Linked DNA regions of Mus musculus: region 1 is linked to region 2. A link is a loop called in an ENCODE intact Hi-C map of the cell type or tissue named here. Cell type or tissue: heart. All regions are shown on one strand. Each heading gives the region's core, and the rest is flanking DNA. Links, peaks and the distances in the headings are about the cores only. Region 1 holds the start of Gm25541 (a small nuclear RNA gene). Region 2 holds the start of Brd3 (bromodomain containing 3).

The links. Peaks named below come from ENCODE experiments on the same cell type or tissue, not always from the same donor. Only the 100,000 strongest peaks of a DNase experiment are listed, where the experiment ranks them.
Region 1: it touches region 2 in a loop (4-fold over the local background); 2 of 42 quality-filtered maps call a loop at or near these places.

The regions. Positions count from the first base shown.
Region 1 is chr2:27,534,285-27,546,081 of GRCm38, forward strand. It overlaps Gm25541 (a small nuclear RNA gene), which reads right to left and starts at 5,646; the gene lies at 5,521-5,646. Gm13421 (predicted gene 13421) reads left to right here and starts at 6,142. Exons shown (of 2, transcript NR_166127.1): 1 at 6,142-6,281; 2 at 8,445-11,797. It overlaps Wdr5 (WD repeat domain 5), which reads left to right. Exons shown (of 14, transcript NM_080848.2): 14 at 473-2,251. The coding sequence ends at 573. In heart, for the core only: no CTCF peak of the experiment used is centred there; DNase peaks (open chromatin) are centred at 5,607, 6,027, 6,627, 7,137 and 1 weaker place; H3K4me3 peaks cover 1,812 bases; H3K27ac peaks cover 1,989 bases.
Region 2 is chr2:27,467,773-27,479,569 of GRCm38, forward strand. Brd3 (bromodomain containing 3) reads right to left here and starts at 7,901. Exons shown (of 12, transcript NM_001113573.1): 1 at 7,805-7,901. In heart, for the core only: no CTCF peak of the experiment used is centred there; DNase peaks (open chromatin) are centred at 5,769, 7,359, 7,989 and 8,319; H3K4me3 peaks cover 4,883 bases; H3K27ac peaks cover 5,594 bases.

The sequences.
Region 1 (11,797 bases), core at 2,592-10,591, 68 kb after region 2:
GAAGCGGGCCAGGGATGGCAGGGATATCATGTGCTCCTTTGCAACCCTAAGGAGTGGAGAGCTCGTTTTCTGAAAAAGCAGTTGTCTTCAGCTGGGAGTGGCTTGGTCACACTTGCTGTGGAACCTGAGCACCAGGGAGCAAGCAGGGTTAGTGGACTGCATGCCATCTCAGTAATGCCAGTATCCCTGCCCAGATGTATGGTTACCTTGTGCTCAGGTAGAACAACCTCAGGAATAGTAGGGGGCAAGTGGGCATAGTCAGTCCTGAGACCAGTGTAGACAGGTGTGCAGACCCTGCTGGGTACCCACCAAGTGCCTTGTGCCCAGCAGAGCAAGGCTAAGATGCCTGTTACTATTCTGGCATTCTGAGCACTCCCCTGAACCCTGCGGTGCTCCCTGTGCTCCTGAGGGCAGTGAGGCATGTGCTGGGACTGCTTGTCCTAGAGTGGCTCCCTGACTACTCTCCTTTCAGATGTTGTGATTTCCACGGCTTGTCACCCGACAGAGAACATCATTGCCTCAGCAGCGTTAGAGAACGACAAAACAATCAAACTGTGGAAGAGTGACTGCTAAGTCCTGGCTCCATGGGAGACTTAAGGAAGCCACCCGGATTGGCAAGAAACACATGTGGGGCAGAGGCATGGGGCCAGGCTGGGTTGACAGGCCTGGTGCACCTCCTATCTGAAGATGTCGGCTCAGGGGAGTGCACACTACCGAGTCTTGATAGCCACTGTGATATTTCTTGCCAATTCTGTCTCTGCCTGGGGAAGTTCCTGGTCTGTTCTGTGCTCAGAGGCAACAAATTTTTAATTTTTTTATTACAAGAGTGAGTTCAGCTCCTCATGGGTTGTTTTTCTCTGTGGTTGTTGTTTTGGTATTGTATTGCCCAGTGCACACTGGAACAGGACCTACAGCCCTACTCCCATTCCCTGCCTCCTGCCCTGGCCTGCTTGTTCAATTTTCCTGCCTGTAATAGTACCCAGCGTGCTTCCATGAGTTTCTGGAAACACAGAAAGGTTGTAAGTTGTATCCGTGTCAAGTCCCTTTGTTCTTTTGGAGTTCATAGGTCAACACTGACCTCTCAGTGGTTGAAATGTCTCCTTGTCTCACTGGTATCACTCAGTAAGCTACACACACTGTAATAAAAGGTGGGTATGGACTGGGTGTGGCCCTGAGTTCTGACCAGGCTCTTTGACACCTGGCTTTATAAAGCCCTCCTCCCTTCCTGGCAGGAGTTGGAAAGGTCTCTGGGAGGATGGATCCTTGTTGTGCCTCTTCTTCCCAGTGGCTGCTGTGGGTGCTGAGTGTTGGAGAGGAAGAACCTCAGATGAGAAAGAGTGGAAGGAAGTCTTGGAAAGGCACCATGTAGTGAGGTTCTGGACCTCTTTATTCTGTGAGAGGCTCAGGGTCACCTGTGCAGGAGGGAGGAGTTCAATATGGTGCTTGCCCCAGCAGGTACAGCTTCCTGCCTTGGCCTCTAAACCCACCAAACCTCTCTTATGTCCTTGGCCCCCGCCCCAGGTCACCGCCTCAGGTGACCAGGACTGGAAAGAGGTAGTGGCCAAGCTCAGGACTACACAGCATTTTCACAACTGCTGCTGGCTGAACCCAGGGTGACCTACTGTGGAGCAGACTGCAGAGGTTCTGGGAGTACAGATGGGTGGCGGAGGCTGCTGGGCACAGACATGGGTGGAAAGGAGATTCTGGGTTTGCTCTGGTTGCAGCAGCAACCATCTGTGAGGCCAACACTGATGTGTATTGAAGCCACATCACCCAGGGCAGTAGCTGCTCTACTCTGCCTTTGCCAAGGCTTGTCCCCAGCTGTGGTCCTGACAGCCCTTTCTCCCTCCATCGTGCATAATAAGAATCCAAAGGTATTGGAAAAGAAACCCCATACATTGTCACTTCCTTGAGGGAGATGGTGTGTAAATGGGCTATCACATCGAAGAAGCCATTGTTAAAGAGGGTGGCTTGTCACACTGACATGGGCTCTGGGGCCCCTGGCGTCTGTTGGATAGATGAACCTGGGTTCTGGTCAATGTTGTGGGCATGTTGCTGGGGTTTCTGGAGGGTAGTAAGGTCCTTCCAGCTGTGGCCTGGTGTGCGGCCTCCTCCTGAGGGAGGGAGCTTGCTTGCCATGTCGAGCACAGTATCCCCGAGTATAGTTTATTTTTTCTACAGTTGAACTCTGTTGTAGATTTATGTAAAAATACATTCTCTTTTTAAAAATAAAGATTTTCATGCCTTGTAATTTTGTTCCATATAAGTTTGTTTTTTCCAGGAATTCATTCTGTGTGCATTCATTGGGTGTGTGGAGATCAGAGGATTACCTGTCATTCCCTCCCACTTGGTTGGCACTCAATAAGGATTTCTTTAGCAGAACAGGCAGTGGAGGAGCACACCTTTAGTTCCAGCACTCAGGAGGGTCTAAGTTCAAGCAAAGCCTGTCTGCGGAGCTAGTGCTAGGATTACACAAACCAAGGCTCAAATAACAACCAAAGGGAGAAAAAAAATTTTTTTTAAAGATTTATTTATTCATTATATGTAAGTACACTGTAGCTGTCTTCAGACACTCCAGAAGAGGGCGTCAGATCTCATTACGGGTGGTTGTGAGCCACCATGTGGTTGCTGGGATTTGAACTCAGGACCTCTTGAAGAGCAGTCAGTGCTCTCAAGTGCTAAGCCATCTGCTCAGCACAACCCCTCCCCAAAAAATTTGCTTTTCTTTTAGGTAATGTGCATATGTGTGATGGTTCATGTGTGTAGAGTGATGCCAGATAACTTTCTTGATAGCTCCCCACCTCAGTAGTTCTCTTACTTGAACCCAAAGCTTTCCAATTTGGCTAGTCTAGCCGGGCAGCATAACTGGGAGCCTTGTGGATGCTGGGAAGGCGGGCAGGCTGCTGTGCCTGCCCTGCATTTACACCAGTGCTAGGGATGCATGCTGATTCTCAGGTCTATGTGGCAAGTGTATTATCCACTCAGCTGTCTTCCCTGCTCCCAAGTCTGCATAATTTACTTTTGATGGGTTTAATGTAAATCTCTGAAGTACGGTGTCATGGATCCTGTGTCAGTAGCTTTAGTATAAGTGGCTTTGGAACTGGGCACAAGCAGCTGTTCATGCAACATTGGCCTAATGGAATGGCTTTATATGGATTTCTGCTGGGTGCCCTGTGTTCTTGGTGTACACAGGCTGTGACCTTTTCTGGGCAGACATGAACTAAAGTCTAGTTACTAAGACTAGAGAACTTAAGGTCTAACCCAGGTAACAAATCCAACTTGATCAGTGAGTGTCCTAAACCAGCCAGCCCAGCCTGAGTGACAGCCCTGGAGCTCCCCAAGCCAGTGGGAGGCACAGTGGGAGTCTCTGCTTAGCATTTTTAAAGATGTGCCCCATGTTGGTGGCACACATTTAATCCCAGGTATGGGACCCATGGATCTCTTGTCAGTTCAGGGCCAGCCTGGTCTACAGAGCTAGTTCCAGAATGGCCCAGAAATATTTGCTTTATGTATACGAGTGCTTTGTGTTTATATCCCATGTGTGTGTCTGGTGGCTATGGAGGCCAGAAGAGTGGGTCTGATCCTTGTGATGGTTGTGAGTGGACCTGAGTTCTGGAAGAGCAGCTAGTGCTCTTGAACCTTGAGCCAGCCTCTCCCTAGCAATTGGGGAGGAGCCTTATAAGTCCTGTAGCTTTCAGTTTATTGGGACTAAGTTTCTTTTTGGAGTTCATGAGCCTCCCTCCACCTTCCAAGAGAAGTGTGTTGCTCCATGGCCCAATGCCTTAAAGGTTTCCACCTTCCTTTTTGGCTAAGGACTTGGTTCTAGCCGTGTGGGCCTGAGTATGACTGCCTGTCAGTGGGTTCCTGAGGAGGGGTGCAGCCCTGACACCTTTGCGAGTGGGTCTGTTTATCCCCAGGGTGTATCAGCTTTGAAACTCCTTGGTGTTTTTTTGGGATTGTTTTAAAATGACCTCAATTTTGCATATTTTAGAGTAAGGCACACAGAGATGACATTTCACAACTAACATCTTGAGAAATGCTTTGAAGTATATTCCTTAAACACAAGCAAGGGACAGGTATGGCTCTAATCTCACTGAGGCAGGATTTATTTATTTAATGTAGATGGTTGTGAGCTATCATGTGGTTGTTGGGAATTTGAATTCAGAGGATTTCTGCTCATTCTGGTTGGCCCCCACTCCAGTCCTGTGCACTGTAGATGTCTTCTGACGCACCAGAAGAAGGCTTCTGAGCCACCATGTGGTTGCTGGGAATTGAACTCAGGACCTCTGGAAGAGCAGTCAGTGCTCTTAACTGTAGAGCCATCTCTCCACCCCAGGACTTTTTTTTTTAAGATGTATTTGGTATATAAGTATTGAGAGTTCAAGACCAGCTGAGACCCAGTCTGATAAACAACATTCTCTTCTCTGTTTCTCTTTGTCTCTCTTTCTTTAAATTTAAATGCATATGAGTGTGTGTGTGTATTATATTTGTTTTGTTTTTCAAGACAGGATTTCTCTGTGTAGCTCTAGCTGTCCTGGAACTCACTCTGTAGACCAGGCTGTCCTCGAACTCAGAAATCCTCTGCCTCCCAAGTGCTGGGATTAAAGGCGTGCATTACCACTGCTAGCCCAAGGCAACTCTTCTTATACATATACATATACATATATATATACTGTAGCTGTCTTCAGACACACCAGAAGAGGGCATCTCATTACAGATGGTTATAAGCCACCACGTGGTTGCTGGGAATTGAACTCAGGACCTTTGGAAGAGCAGTCAGTGCTCTTAACTGCTGAGCCATCTCTCCAGTCAACTCTTATAAAGGGAAACTCTTATAAGGCAACTCTTATAAAGGGAAACATTTCACTGAGGCTGGCTTACAGTTCAGAGATTCAATCCATTATCATCATGGTGAGAAACCACTGCCCAGCGAGTGTATATATTTGTTTACATGTGTTTCTGTGCACATGCACACAAATGTGCATACACCTCAACTGTGATCACAGTATACACATACCTGTATCCACTGCTTGGATTTCTGATACTAAAGACAGATTTGGTGCCACAGTCAATAAAGAAAGCTGTACCACCTGCTCTAGGAGAGCCCTTATGAACTCCCCACCGTCTGGAGTAGTGCTCAGGGTCATTTGTTGTTTGAGTATTAAGTGCCTTATGTCTGTCAGGAACACCCCAATATCCGAAGTTGATGAGCAAATAGCTCTTAGTAGGTGGCAAGTTGAGCTACTGCACATGGCAGTCCTCCAAGCTTCAGAATGAAATTGCCTGTTTGAAGTAGACTTACATCTGTCCCAAATATGCTGGGTAAGAGAGTTGGGGATGGTGATTAGAATAAAAATCTCGAGCAAGAAATCTGTATAAGATTGCATCCTTCGGGGGGAGGGTATGGGGGACTTTTGGGATAGCATTGGAAATGTCATTGAGGAAAATACGTAATAAATAAAAACAAAAAAACCAAACAAAAAAAAGATTACATCCTTCAGCTTCCAAATTTACACACAAAAAAAACAGTGGTTAGATGCCACGAAGTAGGTGGCAATGCCTTAACCGTATGTGTGTTGTTAGGCCCAAGGGCCTCTTCCATCCTTGTCAAGGGGAGTGCTAACCTTCTCTCCTTTCATACAACACAGAAGTACATTCCTCCCGCGGCGTATTTAAAGCTCCCAATATCGGACCTTTTTAGATAATGGTGAATTTTGTTTAGTAGTCACAAAAGCTTGTTACTGAAAAGTATCATATTTTATTTGGTGGTTTGATAATTTCAGCGCGGTTATTTAGAAGTAAAAACGGTTTATTTATTTCAAACCCGACACGCTTTAATTAATTCATAAAACTAGCCAATCACAGGCCTAAGGGAACACCGGAAGTTGTGAACGTTCTTGGGCAAAGCAGATTCCCCGGAAACAAAACAGGGTAGGCGCACGTCCAACCGGGACACGCTTGCGGACGGCGGGAAGTGGAAGTGGGCGGGCACGAATCAGAGGACGAGCGCCTGTTAATCCTTCCTAGATTTCCGGGCGACGGGTTGTAAACGCTGAAAGTGCGGGGGAGGCTGTGTACGGAGTCTGCGCATACTCCTCGGCTCCCGCCACCGTGTCTCCGCATGCGCAGCGAAGGCTGGCTACACGTCAGCTGTCGCTCAGGATTCGAGGAAGGGAAGGACTGTTCTACACGACGGCGGTTGTCCCTGCTTTTGTATCCACGTCCGGGGATCTTCGGTTAAGTCCATTTTATTGAAGAAGCCATCGATCTAGAACAACCTGGTAGTATCAGTCCCCTTCGTAAAACCACGGTGTGTTAAGAATGCACACGTATCTAAAGAGGGACAGGCATACTCACACCTGTACAAGTGTCATGCACATTTTTTCAAACGCATGGCCTAGTGCACACGAGCACATATATGCATACAAACAGTGAAGGAGCTGTATGTATCGGCTGTGTTTACTTTGTAATTTTCGGGCTGCTTGTGTTTTACAGCAGTCCGTAGTTAGCTGGGCATGTGTTTCATACCTGTACCTGGGAAGTGCAGGCAGTCAGGAAAATTGAGTACTAAGCCAGCCCAGTCTAGGTGAAGGAGACGTGTCCTGGAAACAAACAGGACTTAATTTGTTAAGGCAGGTTCATGGCCAGGTACTGAAGGAGTCAAAGGGTTATTCAGCTAGATACCGTGGACGGAGTGGGCGTGCATATCACATCTGGAACGCTGGCATTATTATTATTTAGGGCTATGTAGAACTGTACATAGCCCTGGTTGTTCAGGAGGGTGCTGTGTAGACCATAGCAACTTGAACTCAGATATCTGACCGTCTCTGCCTTCCCAGTGCTGAATTAAAGGCCTGCAGTACCACATGCCATAGGCTAGCATTATTGAGTCAGGTTTTTCTACTGGGAAGTTTTAGGACAAGCTTGTTGGCCGTAGTTGGGAATCTGCTCACAGATGGAAAGACAGAGCAGATTACTCTGCACATTGTCTGCATGAGAGAGCAAGGGCCAGGGTCTGGGTCAGCTTTCTGGGGGTGGGAGCTGGACCTGAGGCTGGGAGCAACATTTTGGGTGATCTTGGTGTTGCCCGGAGCTGGGAGAATGAACTGGCAGCTTTGGTTTGGCACCAGCACAGCTACATCCTCTTCATGGGCTTGAAAGTTCATTGCAAATAGTGGGAGGAGGGGGCAGCCGGTCCCATAGGAACACCAGAGCAGGCCTCTTCAGCTTTAAAAATAAAACAAAGCCATGTTGTCCCCTGACAGCTTTTCAGAGTCACTTCTATCATGCGAGTCCCTGGGCTCAAACTCAGGCCATCACATCAGTCACTGCATGTCTTTACCCACTGAATCCTCTCTGTGGTCCTCTGTGGTTCCTACTGTCATGGCCCGGCTTTGCATTTGGTACAGGTGGAGGTCCACCGCCACATTTAGAGACAAAGCGTGTCTCAGGGTAAGGAAAGGCAGCTAGAGGGGTGTCTTAGGGTCGGGACCATGCTGGGAGAGCCTACTAGGCCACAGTTCTTTCTTGGACAACCTGCAGAACCTGTGGGTAACAGGGAAGCTCTTTGTTGTTCGTTAGTAGAACATGCTTTGCTGGTGCCTCTGGGCCTTGAGCTGTGATAAACACACCTTCTGTTCCCTTGTCTATCATACCAGCACCTGCTCACAGGAAGGCCCATGGTGCTATGTCTGGTCAGCATAGGGCTTCTCTCACTGAGGTCCTTGTCATGAACCATGCCAGGCCAAATCTTCACTGATACCTCAGGGTTTAAGGATCAATGAGAACTTGCCGAGGCCAGCAGGCTGGGCTGGGCTACAGGTAGAACGGCTTGGTTCCGTGTGCCTAGACTCTGGAGCACGAAGAGAAAGGAGCAGAACCACCACTTCTGGACTGGTGGTTGTCCTTAAATGCTCCCAAGGACGTCACGAACTGCACACAGAGAAAGTTCTAGAAGCCAAAATTGTTCGGGTCACTTCACTAACCAGTTGCTAGATAGAACACACACAGCTAAACTGGAATGTCAGATAAAACGATGAATTTTTTTTTAAAGTATTATGTCCCAAATATTTCATAAGACATATTTCACTAAAACTAACCTGTTTACTGAGAGTCACATTTAATGGAATGTCCATTAAATATTTTTTTAAATACTACTTTTAAAAATGATATGCTTATGAGAATTTTGCCTGTGTATGTTTGTGTATGATGTCCATGCAGAGGCCAGAAGAGGGTGTCTGATTCCTTGGAACTGGAGTTAGAGTGCTTGTGGCTGCCATTAAACTGTTATTGAACCAGTCTTTTACTGAACAACAAGTCTTCTTAATTGCTAAGCCATATATATATTTTTAAAAAAATCTTTATATACTATATAGATATGAAGGATGCTAGCTGGGTATATACAGCAAGCATGGGTGTGTTCATTTGTCTGAATTTGCATGTAGGTGTGACGTGACTTGCCCTCGAAGATGGACGGTACCCTGGAACTACCAACTGAAATAAATCCTTCCTTCCTCCGTTGCTTTTGGTCGAGGCGTTTTATCACAGTAACAGACATGAAATTGGGACACCACCTAAGTCCAGCTTGTGCAGGGGCATGAAGGAAAGAGAACGCAGTCACGTCTGTGCCAAAGAGCCCCTCCTGGGATCCCAAACATGGAGCTCTTGGGAAGAACATGATAGAAGAACATAGAAGAGAGAGTAAGGAAAGTGGGTCTGCCTGTGGTGTGTTGTGAAGGACGTGAGTTGAGCAGGAACTTTGGTGTTGGTGTTAGCTTTTGTGGCATGGCTGAGCCCTGAAGACCGTGGTCAGGTAGAAGAGGCTCTTGTGGACCTCAGTGACTGCAGTCAGCATTCAAGTTGGGTTGTAAAGTGCTAAAGCAATTGAGCAGATGAGAAAAAGAAAGACAGAAAAGGGCGGGCACTAGGGTAACTCAAAAGCAAACTGGGAGATGTTCAGTGGGCAAAGTGCTTTGCAGGTGTGAGAAACGAGTTTGAATCCCTAGCACCCACAGAAAAGCTAGGTCTGAGGCCTGGGTCTAAACCAGTGCCGGAGACAGTGGGGGTGGGCTGGTATGGACACAGGCTGGTCCCTATAGTTCACTGGCTTGCTGAAGTAGTGACCTCCAGGTCCACTGAGCGAGCCTGTCTCAAGAAATAAAAGTGTAGAGTGATTGAGGGAGGTCTCCAATGTCAGCCACTGGGTGCTACACATACATGTACAGGCAAACATACACATACCACACATGACTTTTTTTTTTTAATCAAATATAGTAAGGGTTCTGTTAAATTGAAGTTCTCAAGGGAAAAAAATGACAAGAAGCTGAAGTCTGTGCTTGTGAGCCTCTGGGAAGCTTAAAAATCTAAGCAATTCCTCCCCAGACGTGCAATCTCCATTGTATCCTCTTCTGTTGGAAGAATGTCTCAGGTGAGAACCACCTGTTTAGTCAGTGCCCTCTTGAAGTGCAGTGAGAGATTGAGTGACCATGGCAACTCTTATAATAGAAAACACATGGCCGGGTGGTGGTGGTACACGCCTTTAATCCCAGCACTTGGGAGGCAGAGGTAGGCGAATTTCTGAGTTCGAGGTCAGCCTGGTCTACAGGGTGAGTTCCAGCACAGCCAGGGCTACACAGAGAAACCCTGTCTTGAAAAACAAAAACAACAACAACAAAAGAAAACAAATGGGGCTAGAGTGATGGCTCAGTGGTTAAGAGTGCCAACTTCCTCTAGAGGTCCTGAGTTCAAATTCCAGCAACCACATGGTGGCTCACAACCATCTGTAATGGAATCTGATGCCCTCTTCTGGTGTGTCTGAAGACAGCTATAGTGTACTCATATACATAAAATAAATAAATCTTAAAAAAAAAAAACATGTAAATGGGCCTGGCTTACAGTTTGAGAGGGTTAGACTATTATCATCAGGGCAGGAAGCATGGCGGCACCCAGGAAGACATGGTCCTGGAGAAGTAGGTGAGAGTTCTACATCCAGATCCACTGGAAGCAGGGAGAAAAAGATATTGGCCTGTGAAGAGGTAACTTAAGAGTTCTTTGGAAAGTTAGCTGGGGCAAACACATGAAAGAACGTTTCTCTGAAGCAGACACAGGAGAAAGGATGTTCTGCTAAAGCAAGCACATGAAAGGACAAGTAATGAAGGATTCTTTGCTAACAACACACATGTACTGCTTCCGTAGAGTGGTGCTGAGGCAAGACACATGCTGAAGCAGGGCACATGGTATTTGGAGGGTATAAATAGGACTCCATGGAGTGATGGAGACAGAGTTTGGCTGGCTGGTGTGTTGACCATGCCCTGGACAGCTCTCTCTGTCATACCCTACTTCCCCTTGGGGGTTAAGAGTGAGTTGGTGGCAGAGTCAACGACACAGATTCTGGGAGCAGGTGGAGAAACACTGCAGCAAGCTCACTGAACGCTGCTACAGCTCCTGTACTATCCTCCACCCACACCCCGATTGGTCCCAAGAAAGCATCTTTTCTAAACAGCAGATGCTGACTGGCTCGAGTAATTTGCTCCTGAAATCCTTAGTCTCAAGTCTTTGCTGATCTTCACTTCCCTGAGAGAGGCACAGCTGAGAACTTCTACTGTTCCTGTTGGTCCCTCCTGCTGAGGCCTGGCTGTCTCTGCTAGGCCCTGTCACCACTGTTGCTAACCTAACTACTGAACTGGACTGCTGGTGTATCTGTGAAGTGTTTGCGAGGGAGTCGAGCTGCCGCTGCCTGCTAACCTGTGAACTGAACTGCTGATATTCATACAGCACAGATGGGAGTTGCTCAAAGAACTTTTCTAAAAGGTCCACTTTTTCCTGTATCCTTTCTTTTTTACTACCTCTGTTGGGTGGTGGGCTACAAGGGAGGTTAAAGCATTTAAGAGCCACCATTAAGAATAGAATTTGAGGGGAGAGGGGAGAAAAAAAAAAGAATAGAATTTGAAAAAAATTAAAAGTTCTAGCCCTGGCTTGAGCTTTTGTAACCTCAAAGCCCACTCCTGAGTGGTATACTCCTGCCACGCTCTCCGGTCGAGTCAGCTTGACAGGCTGAGGCTTGAAAGCTACTCACGAGGCAAAAGAGTTTCACGGAAACTCGCTCCTGGAGTCTGGCGTTCTCTCTAATCCATACATTAATTTTCCATTCCCGCGTTAGTCTAGTGTATGGATCCATGTGCTCTCTTTTAGTATTATCCTATTATAAGTGCCTTTTAAGATTGAATTCTGACATAGCTAAAGCCTTCTGCCAGTGTTCCAACAGTCCTAGAACGTCCTTGAGCAAGACCATGGGCTTGAAATTCAGTAAGAATGTTGCTATTCAGTGACATTCAGAATAGCCTCTGGTACTATAATAGTGTACTATCACTTTGAATAAAAGCCAAGTCGCTCCCATATACAGGAATTTACCATCACTAAGGAAGAAGGAAGTTTCAGACCAAAGGAGAAACCAGAATAGATACTTAGAACTATAGTGTTACACTCATACACACGTATTTACAATGGCCTAAGGGGAAGGTGGACTATACAATAGACTAAAATAGGAACTGTGGCAAGGGCATGAAGCCCTTGACCCTGGCTTCTAAGATTAAGTGAATCTTAGGTGGAGCCCTTGTTGATCCCAGTTGTTAACAATGAATTCTATCCCAGGTGGTTCCCGTTAGACCTTCTGTGTTTGCATTCCTCTGTTTTATGTAAGATTCCAGTAACCTCTTTGTACCTTGCTGGTGTGTCACCCAACTTCCTTATTGTCTGCTACATAAAAATTTTGATGCTCGATTTGACAATACATTCAGAT
Region 2 (11,797 bases), core at 1,223-9,222:
CACTCAAATATGCAGACCCCCAACAATACAAGAAGGAGCTTCAGTGGAACCCTAAAAGCCCAGTCTCTAAGGCTGGCAGGGAGGGGAGTCGTGGCAACTAGAAATGCCAGCAAGCCGACCATGTCTGGGGCCTTCTATCTCACTGATGGACATACCTCTGCAATGCTCACAAGCATGTAGGTCAGAGGCATCCCTTCCTTCCTTTTTTATTTTAGCTCAAGACAGTTTCACTCTACAGCTCAGGCTGGTCTGGAACTCACTAAGCTCAGGCTGGCTGATCCTATGATCTACCTCTTGTTGGGTCACATGTTTTGACTGGTAAACCAGTGGACACTATAGTACTCTATAGGGATGAGAGTCCCTCCTATGCAGATCCCTAGCCCCAGGCCTAAGGGAACACCCCAATCAAACATCACCTTCTGTGGTTGGGAAAGGCCAAATGGTCAAGGGCCTGTTGCTAAGAGCTTTTGAATAAGGACAGTGATCTTGCAGAAGGAAGGTTGTGGTACCCAGGGCCGACTTTCATACAGAAGAACTCTGGATCCCCTCGCTTAGACCTCCAGGCTCCATTCTGTACTTCAGGAAGCAGGCTTGGGTTAAGGTGAGCTTCTCAGGACTGAGCCTGTGCCGTGGACGCGTTTGCGGAAACCCTTACTGGAGAGGCACGTGCTTCTTATCTTTTAGGGACTTGTACTGCACAGTCCATGAATCAGAGTGTCTGGAGCCTGATGGCATGATGCAAGAAGCAGAAGACAAATGGAGGCCTGGACAAATCAGACTTCCCACCAGCAACAGTGAGACCTAAGGACCACATCCTTCTAAAAGCTGAGGCAGGGAACCATGGCCTCAGGTAGGCTTAGCTAGGACTGGAGCTAAAGAAGAATACCAAAGAGACTTCAGGGCCTTTCTTTCTTTCTTTTCTTTTCTTTTTTCAAGACAGGGTTTCTCTGTGTAGCCCTGGCTGTCCTGGAACTCACTCTGTAGACCAGGCTGGCCTCGAACTCAGAAATCCGCCTGTCTCTGCCTCCTGAGTGCTGGGATTAAAGGTGTGTGCCACCACACCCGGCCTTTAAGGGCATTTCTAACCCACAAAATCTCCCCTGAGCCCCACCTGCCTCCAGAAAAGGCATGAGGGGCTTCAGGGTGCCTTAGGGTTGCTCTGTGGTTGAGGTACAGATAGATGGTCCTGCGAATTTGGTGCCCATGGGTCTGGAAACCAGTCCCCTAGATACCAGTCCAAAGAGGTGCACACATAGGATGGCAGAGCCTCACACAGTAAAGCAGCTAGCTGGTGGGGCATGGCATTGACCACCCAGCCCCACTGACAGCCAATGAATGCCAGACAGCTCTTTACTGCAGCAACCCCCAGGGGCCACCCTCCTGCCTGTTGCTGATCCTGACAAAGCCGGGACACAGAAGCTGTATGTAAGCCTTCTAAGGCCTGGCCTTCAGAAGCTACAGAGTGTCACTGACACTCACAGCAACTGCTTCAGCAGGCACGACAGAGATGGAGCCAGTATGTCATGGGCAAAACAAGGGTTAAGCCCTCACTGAGGCCCACCTGCCCACGCCTGCTACTCTGCAGAGTCTGACTTCTCAAGAGCCCTGGAATCCCCTTACTTGGGCCTCCAGGACAGCACAAGACTCATCTACCGTGGGCAAGACCTCAGGCAAGTGTGTGTGAAAGTCCATCTGAGGAGGTATTGGCCTCAAGAGGATGTGAAACCACCCAATGTGGAAACTGAGACAGACCACAGAGGCCCACAACAAATACCAGAGGAAACCTGTAGCAAGTCTCTACTGAGATTACGGAGGAACACCTGAATGCTGCAGGGGGCCACCCAGAAAGTGTGGAGCCAATTCATACCTTACACTGATGACAGCCTCCTCACCACACCAAGAAAAGGCAAGAAAGGCTTAAAGTCCACTCCCCATTCACTCTCCCTACAAACCCATGCAGGACAGAGGACAGGAAGGGAAGGCCTTAACCCTGCAGGTTTCCCAGTCTCACTGCATGGCTTCAGGCAGGCCACTCCCCAATCCCCAGGCTGAAGAATAAAAGCAGAAATCCAGCCTTTAAGTCCAAAGGACAAGTCAGCAAAGGTGAGAGGCCAAGGCTCAGGGGCCCTGGACAGATACTGAGGGGGTAGGAGGAACCTGCAATTTTATCACCACGAAAAACACCCAAAAAGTTCAATGTAACTTTAGAGCCTTCTCTTGTCAACCTACAAGCTGTGGGGCTCAGGTCTCCCCACTCACGCCAAGCAAGCACTACTGGACAGAAGGGACATGAGGGCCAGCACCTACTACATACAACCCAGCCTTCAGGCTTGACAAAGGTCAGCTCCACAGCTACTCACGCCAGCACACAGTACCTTTCCCTATGCTAACCCTGGGCCAGCCCAGCCCCTGGGCAGTTGCCAGACTTTGGAAACAGATTTGCCTGGGAAGCCTTTCTTGGGACCCAGGGAAGAAGCCTCTACTCTGAGCTTCAAGGCAAGCTGTGAGGGCTATCTCCCCGGGAAGGGAAGGCTGCCCTGGTCAGGTGTGTGGGAGTCAGGAAGGAGCAGGGCCATTCCACCTCCCAGAGACTCCAGAAGGTCTAAGTGGTGGAGAGGCAGGGGCCATGGTCAGGGACTTACAGCTGGGGACATTTGAGCTCTGCAAAAAGTGGCCCCGGGGCATGTTCAGGGAGGAAGCAGCACAGACGGGGTTGATGTGGCTGCATGGGTCATCAGAATAGAAAGAAAGCAATATGGGGTATGCCCACATCTTAATAGGGGACTCAAAAGAGTAGGGCCTTAGCCAGCCACCTGCTGCTCCACCAGCCTCAAGATGCCTTAAAGAGGATTTCTCACTCAGGAGACAGAGGCAGAGGCAGGAGGCAGCCTGGACTACATAGAAAGTTCTAGGGCAGCTAGGGCTCTGTATAGTCAGTCTCCATCGCTACCCACAAAAAGAGGCTGTTTTTTTGTGATAAGCAAGAGCCATACTTAAGTTCACCATATCTCCATGCCTAGTCTTCTCATTCCCCTGGAGTCAACATAGAGCTGGGGAACCCTATATTGAAGGGTCCCTCCTTACACCGGCTGTCTGAGTCCCTGGAACCCTAGTAGTCCAAGTTTAGCCCCAGGTCCTTGCTGTTCTGCTCATCCCAATACATTGGTGGACATCCCATGAACTCCACCCCTAAGGTAGGCAAGGAGCCACTCAGATGTGGACAACAGAGACCTATTGTGGCCCAGGCAGGAGGAGCCAGAGCCAGGCTCCAACAGAACCATCTACCTAGATTCACCACTGTCCCCATGAATGCTCCACAATGCTGCAGGCTGCTGCCTTCACACTGGCACACCTACCAGCTAAGTGTCCTGGGAAGGGTCACCCTAGTGTTGGCCCTCCAAGCCTGGGGAAACAGATCTGTTAAGGCTGGGCCAGCTTCTGTGACAGACAGAGCCAACTGTTCATTACAGTGAGGCCTGGAGAAGAACATGGTTTGGAGTCTCAAGGCAGACAGGGGCCTAAATGGGGCCTCCCTGGCCACTGTGGACTCTCCTGAGTGGAACTGCCTGACCTTCACTGCTAGGGAGCCCTAGCCAGCACACCAAGCTCACCCTGGTCATATCACACCTGCTTCTAACAGCTGCCTGGCTCTGTCTGGCAGGAGACTCAATTCTGAAAGAACACACCCCACCCCAGGAAGGGTCAGCTCTGTTGAACCCATGGCTGTCCTATGGAAAGGCACATAAGGCTCAGTGGCTGCAGCTGTCACCAATCACCACACCTCTGACTTCCAACTGTCACCATAGCCCCAGGCTCTTAGGCCTTGGTGCTTCATATCCCAGCAGTCCACCAGAGGAAGCTTCTCTTCGTCTGGAGACTGTGGCCTCCAGAACAGCCTCTGAATCACCACAGCATAGCCACCCTACACTTACACTCTTCTGAGGACATTTAAGCTGCCTGCAGAGGGAAGGTGGATCATGCACCTGGGACTTATAATGAGTCCCAGTACCTTTGCAGGGAGCCCCTGAAGTGGCCCACCATGCACTAAGGCTCAGGAATCCTGATACTACTGAACAGCAGAACACTGCAGAACAAAGCTGGGCAGCAGGCCCACCCAGCACCTGGATGTTGGGTCAAGGAAGAAACACTCTCCTGTTGGGCTGCATGACGAATGGCTAACTCAAGGCCTGATTTACAGGTGTGTCAACCAAAGTCCCCAAGGGTTGCCACCTTGTCTTTTTCACCTCCTCTCTGAACACCTCCAGTGCAAGATCAGGGGCTAGGACAGGAGGGTCAATGCAACTATTCAGAGCCCAGCAGCTCAACTACCACCTCTTCCATCTTCCACCCACCCAGCCAGTCAGCCAGGAGCAAGAGAAGGCCACCGCCTCGATCAGCCCTTATTCCCAAGTGTCTCCCTCATCCAACCTGGAGGCCCTGAGGAACCCCTTTCATTAGACCACACGGGAAGGCAGGCTGAGAAATGTGGTGGTCTGGGAGACCATAAGGACAAGAAATACATGATCAGGTGGTCACAGGGCCAGGAGCCCAGGGGTACTATCCTGCCCTGTTCTCAGACCACTAAAGACAGGCTCCACGCGTTCCAAAACCAGACTGAGGCAGAGCTAAGAATGCTAAGCACCACAAGGGCACCTGCTTCCTGAGTCCTGTGGTCTGCACTGCCCTGGCTCCCGTAACCTGGGGCAGCTCTCCAGAGCTCTATTTAGTGGGTAGCCAGGGGCTGAGTGGTAACCCACCTTACCCTCAGTCTATGAGGCTGCACTATCCAGGGGAGGGCATTACCTGAAGAGCTCAGTCAACTTCTCTTCTCTCTGCCATAACCTACAGGGCAAGCACAGTAGAGACATAGTAAAGCCCAATGGCAGGAGTTGGGTGCCCAATGCAATGCAACCGCACCCAAGCAGATTATCACAGGTAGAACTATACAAGCAGAACTCACACAATGTACATAGGAAGCTGAGGCCAGCCCACACCTAAGACCTGCGGTTTAATGCCTGTGACCCAAATGTCCCTTCCACCTGACTACAGGTCCCACCAGAATCCTCCTCTATATGTCACACACAGTGTCTGGGTATGACTTCTGGAAATGCCCAGACATGGGTCAGGAAGCCCAACTTCCAATGACACTGGAGCTAGTAGCCCCTCCTTCTCCAGTCCTCATCTTGTTAGGATATGATAGCCTCTGTGGGGCTCTGGGCCTTATGGGGGCAAGGAGGCCCTTCCCCAAAATGTATCTCCAGGTCAAGGTCATCAGGCCATATGGAGACGCAGAGACCAGAGCCAACAGTACTGAACTGCCAGAACCAGAGCCTGAGCCACGTACACAGCATGGACCCAGATCTACTTCAACCCAGAGGCCTACAAAGAGACTACCAACTTGTGAGCACCCACAATGGGGCACTTTCCCCTGCAATAGAACCCACCAACACTAAGACAGCTGGGTGTCCCATAGCGCAGCAGTAACCACAAATAGACGAGAGGGTACCACATGTCAAAATGTACTGCAAACAGCAGCCCCCAGGTGCAGGGGATAGCTTTGTAAGGACGCCACAAGCTTCAAGGCTGTCCCCTGGGAAGGAGTACTGCTTTCTTAACTTCCTATTACCTTCTGAATTGTGGAGGTCTCCACTGGATCCTGTTTTCCCACTCATAGTTCCCCGCGGCTCTTCCTTCTAAGGTGAGATCTGGATAACCAGCACTTATCTGAACAGTGGGTAACACTTGTGACCTTGGGCCACCCTCCCCTGGGAAGGCTGTGACACAGTAAACCAGGAAGTGGACAAGGTAACCCTGAGAGCCCCTGGGGGCACAGCTCCAGGCTTACAGAAGCCGGAGTAGAGGCAAGCCAGGCAGGGCCTTTCCTTTCAGCACTCCCCCCCATTTTCACCATCTAAGGGAGGGAGGACACTTTTACAAGCTCCATCCCTCATTCAAAGCTCATTTCCAAAACAGGATACTGCACTGTGGAAAGAAAGCAGTTACTCTTTGTGAAAGTAAACCTGGCATCTCCTAAAAGTAAAATAAATAAAGTAAATAGATATATAGGTAGGGAAATGAACGAACTGGCACACCCCCTGGTCATCCACCCTACAAAAGCTTTTTAATGCCTTTCTCCTGAATTCCCCGGATGTGGGGCTAGGTCTGGATCGCCACAGATTCCTGGTGTCTTGCTAAAGCAGTGGACCCGGAGTTTATAAGCAAGGTCAGGAAGAAATTACCCCCACCTCCTGAACTGTCAAGCTTGTACCTCACCTCTCATGATCTACAGCCAACAGTGCACATCAAGGCCTCCAACAGAACAAACAGCAAACAGGCCTCTATTTGCGAATGAGAGGCCACACTCAGGGCCACTCAAAAAAGGTCACTGGGGCTTGGGGCTTGATCCTTGGAGTCCTTCCTTTCCTGGACCCTGGAAAGCCTGTGAGAAACTCACTTCAAGCAGCACAGCAGAGATCTCAGATCTCTTCAGGGGCACCCCCACCCCCAGTAATGCACACCACTAAGAAAGTGCAAAACAAAAGGGGGGGGGGATGGACGACACAACAACCAGCTTGTCCTCATGGGTTAAGGGGGACAGGACCTGAGCCCTTCAATTCCTTCACTCATTTCTCTTCCTGCACCCAGTCCCATGTTAGCCACTGAAGAACACAAGAATGACCTCAGAGACACAAACTTATACAGTTAAGAAGTTTAAGGTAGAGAAACAACAGCTGTGCACTTATTTCTGGCAGAAAGCTCTTAATCAAAATTGCAAAGGGCAGAGCCTTAAAATTGAGCCCTAAAGTATGAACTCACAAAAGGTATGCCCCGGCTCCCAGTGAGCCCCCTTCCCGCTCCTTACCGCCCCCCCCCCGCCGCCCCAGGGCAAGAAGACTGTTTATGGCTTCCTCGTTAGCCCTGCCCCCGTCGCAGCAACTGGTGGAGAGAACTTCCCCAAGCCGCCAGGATTTTTCACCGGGAATCCTCAAGAACCTTACATACGAGAGGCTTTGGGGTGCGCATTCCTCACCCAACTAGCTTGCGTGTTATACACGAAGTAAGAAAAAGACGTGCACCCCACCCCTTCCACCTCAATCCGAATCGACCTCGCCCGGATTAAGTACTCGTTTAGGCTGATTTCAAAACATGAACTGGGTTTCCTCCTGGCCTGGCTGCAATAATCCAGTAACTCGTAAGCGCGCAAAGTCGTCTCCCGGGCCATAACTCTGCAAATGCAGCCGCCGCCCCCCAAGCCACGCCGCGGCTGCCCCACTTGCAAGGCTCCAGCGGTGTCCAGGCCCAGCCTGGCCTGCCCTGCGACGATCCGCCCTAAGTGGCGCCGGAGCGACCCTGGGCACACCGCGCGCACCTTCCCGCGCCGCGCATCCTCCAGGCAGTCCCCTTCGGAAGATGGCGGGCAGAGGAAAAGGGGAAAGGAAAAAAAAATCCCTTCCGTGAGGGAGGGCTGGCGCAGAGAGCGCGGGCTGTGCCAAGTCCAGGCTGGGCGCTCCGACCAAGGCGACGCCTCCCAGTCCGGCCCGAGGCGACCGGCAAGCCGCGGGCGCACAGCGCAAGGCGGAGGGCAGCGGAGCCCGCGCAGTCGCTGCGACCCCGGGCAGGCGGCCGCCCCGCTTTGTTGCATCGCGGCCGCGCACAAAGGCGGCGGCCCCGGGCTCCGGGCTTCGAGACGCGCGGGAGGCCTGCACCATGCGTTCCGGGCCGTGTTCTCTCAGCCAAGTCCGCCGCCGCCACCGCCACCGCCGCCGCCGCCCAGAGTGTACAAGGAAACGAGAAAAAGGCGTACTTGGCCTAGGCGGCTCCAGCGCCGTCTGCTCCCGGCCCGCGCGGCCGGCTCCTCTTTGGCTCGCCGGCCCCGGCAGCATAATAGACGCGCCGGAGCTGTACAGGGCTCATGCGCTACGCCGCGGCGCCTGGCGGGAGTCGTAGTCCGCGCCCGGGCTCGCGCCAGGGCCGCCCAGGGGAGGCCGAGGCGCACGGACTACATGTCCCGGCCCCGCCGGCGCCACGCCGTGCCCCGCCCCGCGCGCCCCCGGCCGCCCGCCCGGCCGCCCTGGCCGCCAGCGGGCCCGGCCTAGGGGCGCGTGGGGGCGGGGCTGGGAGGTTGCCCGCCAGGACCCGAGGCGACGCTGGAACCTTGGCCCGCCCGCGCGCCTTCACTTTAGCGTTCTCAGCCACACGCAGGGAATAAGAACTGGTGGGCGGATTTCCAGAAGCCTAGGAAAACGTGGGAAAGGCGGGAACGCAGTTAGCACCCTGGGGTCACTACCCGGGTACCCCGAGGCCTCCCTCAAACCCCGAATGCTCACAAGCAGGGAGGCGCGCACCGGCCCCAGCCCATGTTTGTAAACAAACCGCGCGCCTAATTAGCCTGGCGAGGGCGCGCGCAGGGCGGTCCTTGCCAGGGAGGAGTCGCGATCAATCCCGCCCCAAAATCCTGGGGCGGGTTGAAGACCTGGGGACTCCGTAAGAGACCTGGCTGGTGGTGCCGGAAAAAGGCGGATTCTCCAAAGCTAGACACCAGTAAGGGATGCTTCAGGCTGTGCCAGCCAACTTTCCCTCTCTGGAGTCTCAGTGTGTCCCCATGTGCCTATGGAAAGACAGGAATGAGATTAAGTCCCGCCCTTTTTCTGCGTTTTGAAAGGGTTAGGACGGGGTCACACTTCAGATCTTGGTTTTGGTGAAAATTACAATGGTGCCTACGTTAGTCAGTTTTTATCCAGTTGTAATTTAAGGTGGGTGTGTGATAGACCCCAACAAAAACGTTACAAACAAAACAAGTTTTTCCATCAGTGCCCGCTGAACCTGCCTGCCAATGCAGGGTTCCAATTCTGCTGTGAGCTGGACCTATTCCAAGATCCTGGTGTCACTGAGTTTATTTCTGGCTGAGCGGGCACTTTGCTGCATGCAAGAAATGCACAGGTGGTTATGGTATTAAATACCAGACACACACACACACACACACACACACACACACGTACACACACACATACACACACATACACAACGAATATGTTCTGTACCTGAAAATGAAAAAGGCTCAAGAAGGCAAAGTGACATCCTTGGTCTCAGAGGTCCCAAGCTCCAAGCCCAGGGTCCTTGGAAGAGATTTGAGGACAAGCTGGAGCCTCTCCAGGCTCTTCTTGTCTCCTCTTTGGTCTACAGCATGGGTGCTTCTCACACCCTGGGGCGAGGTGGCCACTGCAAGGAAGCCCTGCTGTTTAGTCGCAGACTGAACACAGGGTAGGAGAGCAAGACCTGGGAGGCTCTAAGTTAGAGTCCTTAAACTCTTGAACCCAGGCTCCCCAGCAAAGCCATGACTGGGAGCTTGCAGAACTGCAGTCACCTTGCAGGTTCTATTATCATTCCTGCCATCTGGGTCTCACCTTTCTGGACACACTGAGCACTCTGGCTACTAGGACAAGGGACTTGCCAGTTAACTTTTTAAACAAAACCCAGAAAACTCTGTGTGTGTGTGTGAGTGTGTGTGTAACTATGTATGTGTGTGTGTAACTATGTACATGTGTGTAACTATGTGTTTGTAACAGTGTGTGTAACTGTGTGTGTGACTGTGCATGTGTGCGTAACTGTGTATGTGTGTAACTATGTGTGTGTAACTGTGTATGTGTATATAACTGTGTGTGTAACAGTGTATGTGTGTGTAACTGTAACTGTGTATAACTGTGTACATGTGCGTAACTATGTGTGTGTAACTGTGTGTAATTAGGTGTGTGTATAACTGTGTATGTGTATGTAACTGTGTGTGTAACTGTGTATTGTGTAACTGTGTGTGTAACAGTGTATGTGTGTGTAACTATGTATAACTATGTGTGTAACTGTGTATGTGTGTGTAACAGTGCATGTGTGTGTAACAGTGTATGTGTGTGTAACTATGTATAACTGTGTGTGTGTGTAACTGTGTATGTGTATGTAACTGTATGTGTACCTGTGTATGTAACTTTGTGTGTCTAACTGTATGTGTGTAACTGTATGTGTGTCTAACTATGTGTGTAACTGTATGTGTGTGTGTGTAACTGTGTATGTGTGTGTGTACATGTGGCACAGAGCACATGTGGAAATTAGAGGACAGTGTGAGAGCCAGCACTCCCCTTCTACCACATAAGACTCGAACTGGAATCACCAGGCTCAGACACAAGTTCCTCAACTGCCTGAGGCATCTCTCACAGGCTTAGTGACTCACCAGTTTAAAAGACCCCTTGGGGCTGAAGAGGTGGCAGTGTACTTAGGAGACCCTATTGCTCTTGCAGAGGATCTGGGTTCCATTCCCAGTACCAACCCTCTTGTGAAGTCCATGGGTACCAGGTATGCACACAGCATTATTACATAAACAACTGGTAAAAGTAGAGCACCCACATAATGTGAAGTCAGTCTTTCAAATATATTTTTAAAGATTCTATCATATACCTTCCAAGCCCCCACCCAAAAAGATCTGCACCCAGGCTTGATCTTGTAGGGCAATGGGCATGTGCCAGGCTTCCTGAGGCTGTCTGCCATGTCCGTGCTAGCTTCTGAACTCTCAGTGAGATGCTCCTAGGAGTTCACAAGAATTGGGGTGTCTCCAAGGCCTAGTGTCCCAGAGGCCTTAAGGAAGCACCTCTCCTGGGCCTGTATGTGTCTGTAAGAGACTAAGCTGTGTAAGAGTGCAAAAGAGCTCATCTGAGTTTCCGAGTCCTGAGCTGGCCATTCCCAGAGCAAGGGCTGAGGCCCCTTCCTGGAGTACACGAGCGTGGGGAGGGATTCTAGGTTCCCTGGCTGTCCCCACCAACAACAAAGTTGAGCCTGAAATGTGACCACCTAATCTCACTGGCATGCTTCCTCTTCTGTCAAACCCTCCAGAAGCTGGAAAGTCAGGGCCTACTTTTATACCCTGACAGGCCTGGGGTGCATAGGCCTTTGGCCTGCCTTTGCTTCTCAGCCCCATCTCTCTACCTCGTCCCACTCCTTGGAGCCTTTGTCTACCCTCTTCTGTACCTCTAAGTTCAATAGCTCATGAGACCTAGTAGGTACTCTTTTTTTTTTTTTTTTTTTTTTTGGTTTTTTTCAAGATAGGTTTTCTCTGTATAGCCCTGACTGTCCTGGAGCTCACTTTGTAGACCAGGCTGGTCTCGAACTCAAAAATCAGCCTGCCTCGGCCTCCCGAGTGCTGGGATTAAAGGTGTGCGCCACCACACCCGGCTAGTAGGTACTCTTAACTGTTGGAAGAGTTAATATTCATTTCTGTGCCCTAGCCTCTGCCTGCATACCTTATCCACCCTGCTCATGTCATACTCCATAGGTCCCACATGGCTTCGAAGCCAGGCTCTAGCTTCTGCTCCCTACTTCCAACAGCCTGCCCTTACATTACAGTATCTGGAGAGGAGCTGAGAGCTCCTAACAACTCGGTCATTCCTGGGCAGCTTGAGGTATGCCAGGCACTATGTGAATCTTAGAGCCGTTTTTTGGTTTGGTTTTCTTATTCTTTTTTTTTTTTAAGGTTTATTTATTTATTATATGTAAGTACACTGTAGCTGTCTTCAGACACCCCAGAAGAGATTCAGTTATCATTACAGATGGTTGTGAGCCACCATGTGGTTGCTGGGATTTGAACTCAGGGCCTTCGGAAGAGCAGTCAGTGCTCTTAACCACTGAGCCATCTCTCCAGCCCGGTTTTCTTATTCTTAACATTGATTTTTTTTCTGGCCAGACATTGTGGTGTACGCCTTTGATGTCAGCACTCAGAGGCAGAGGCAGGTAGATCTGAGTTCAAGGCCATCCTGGT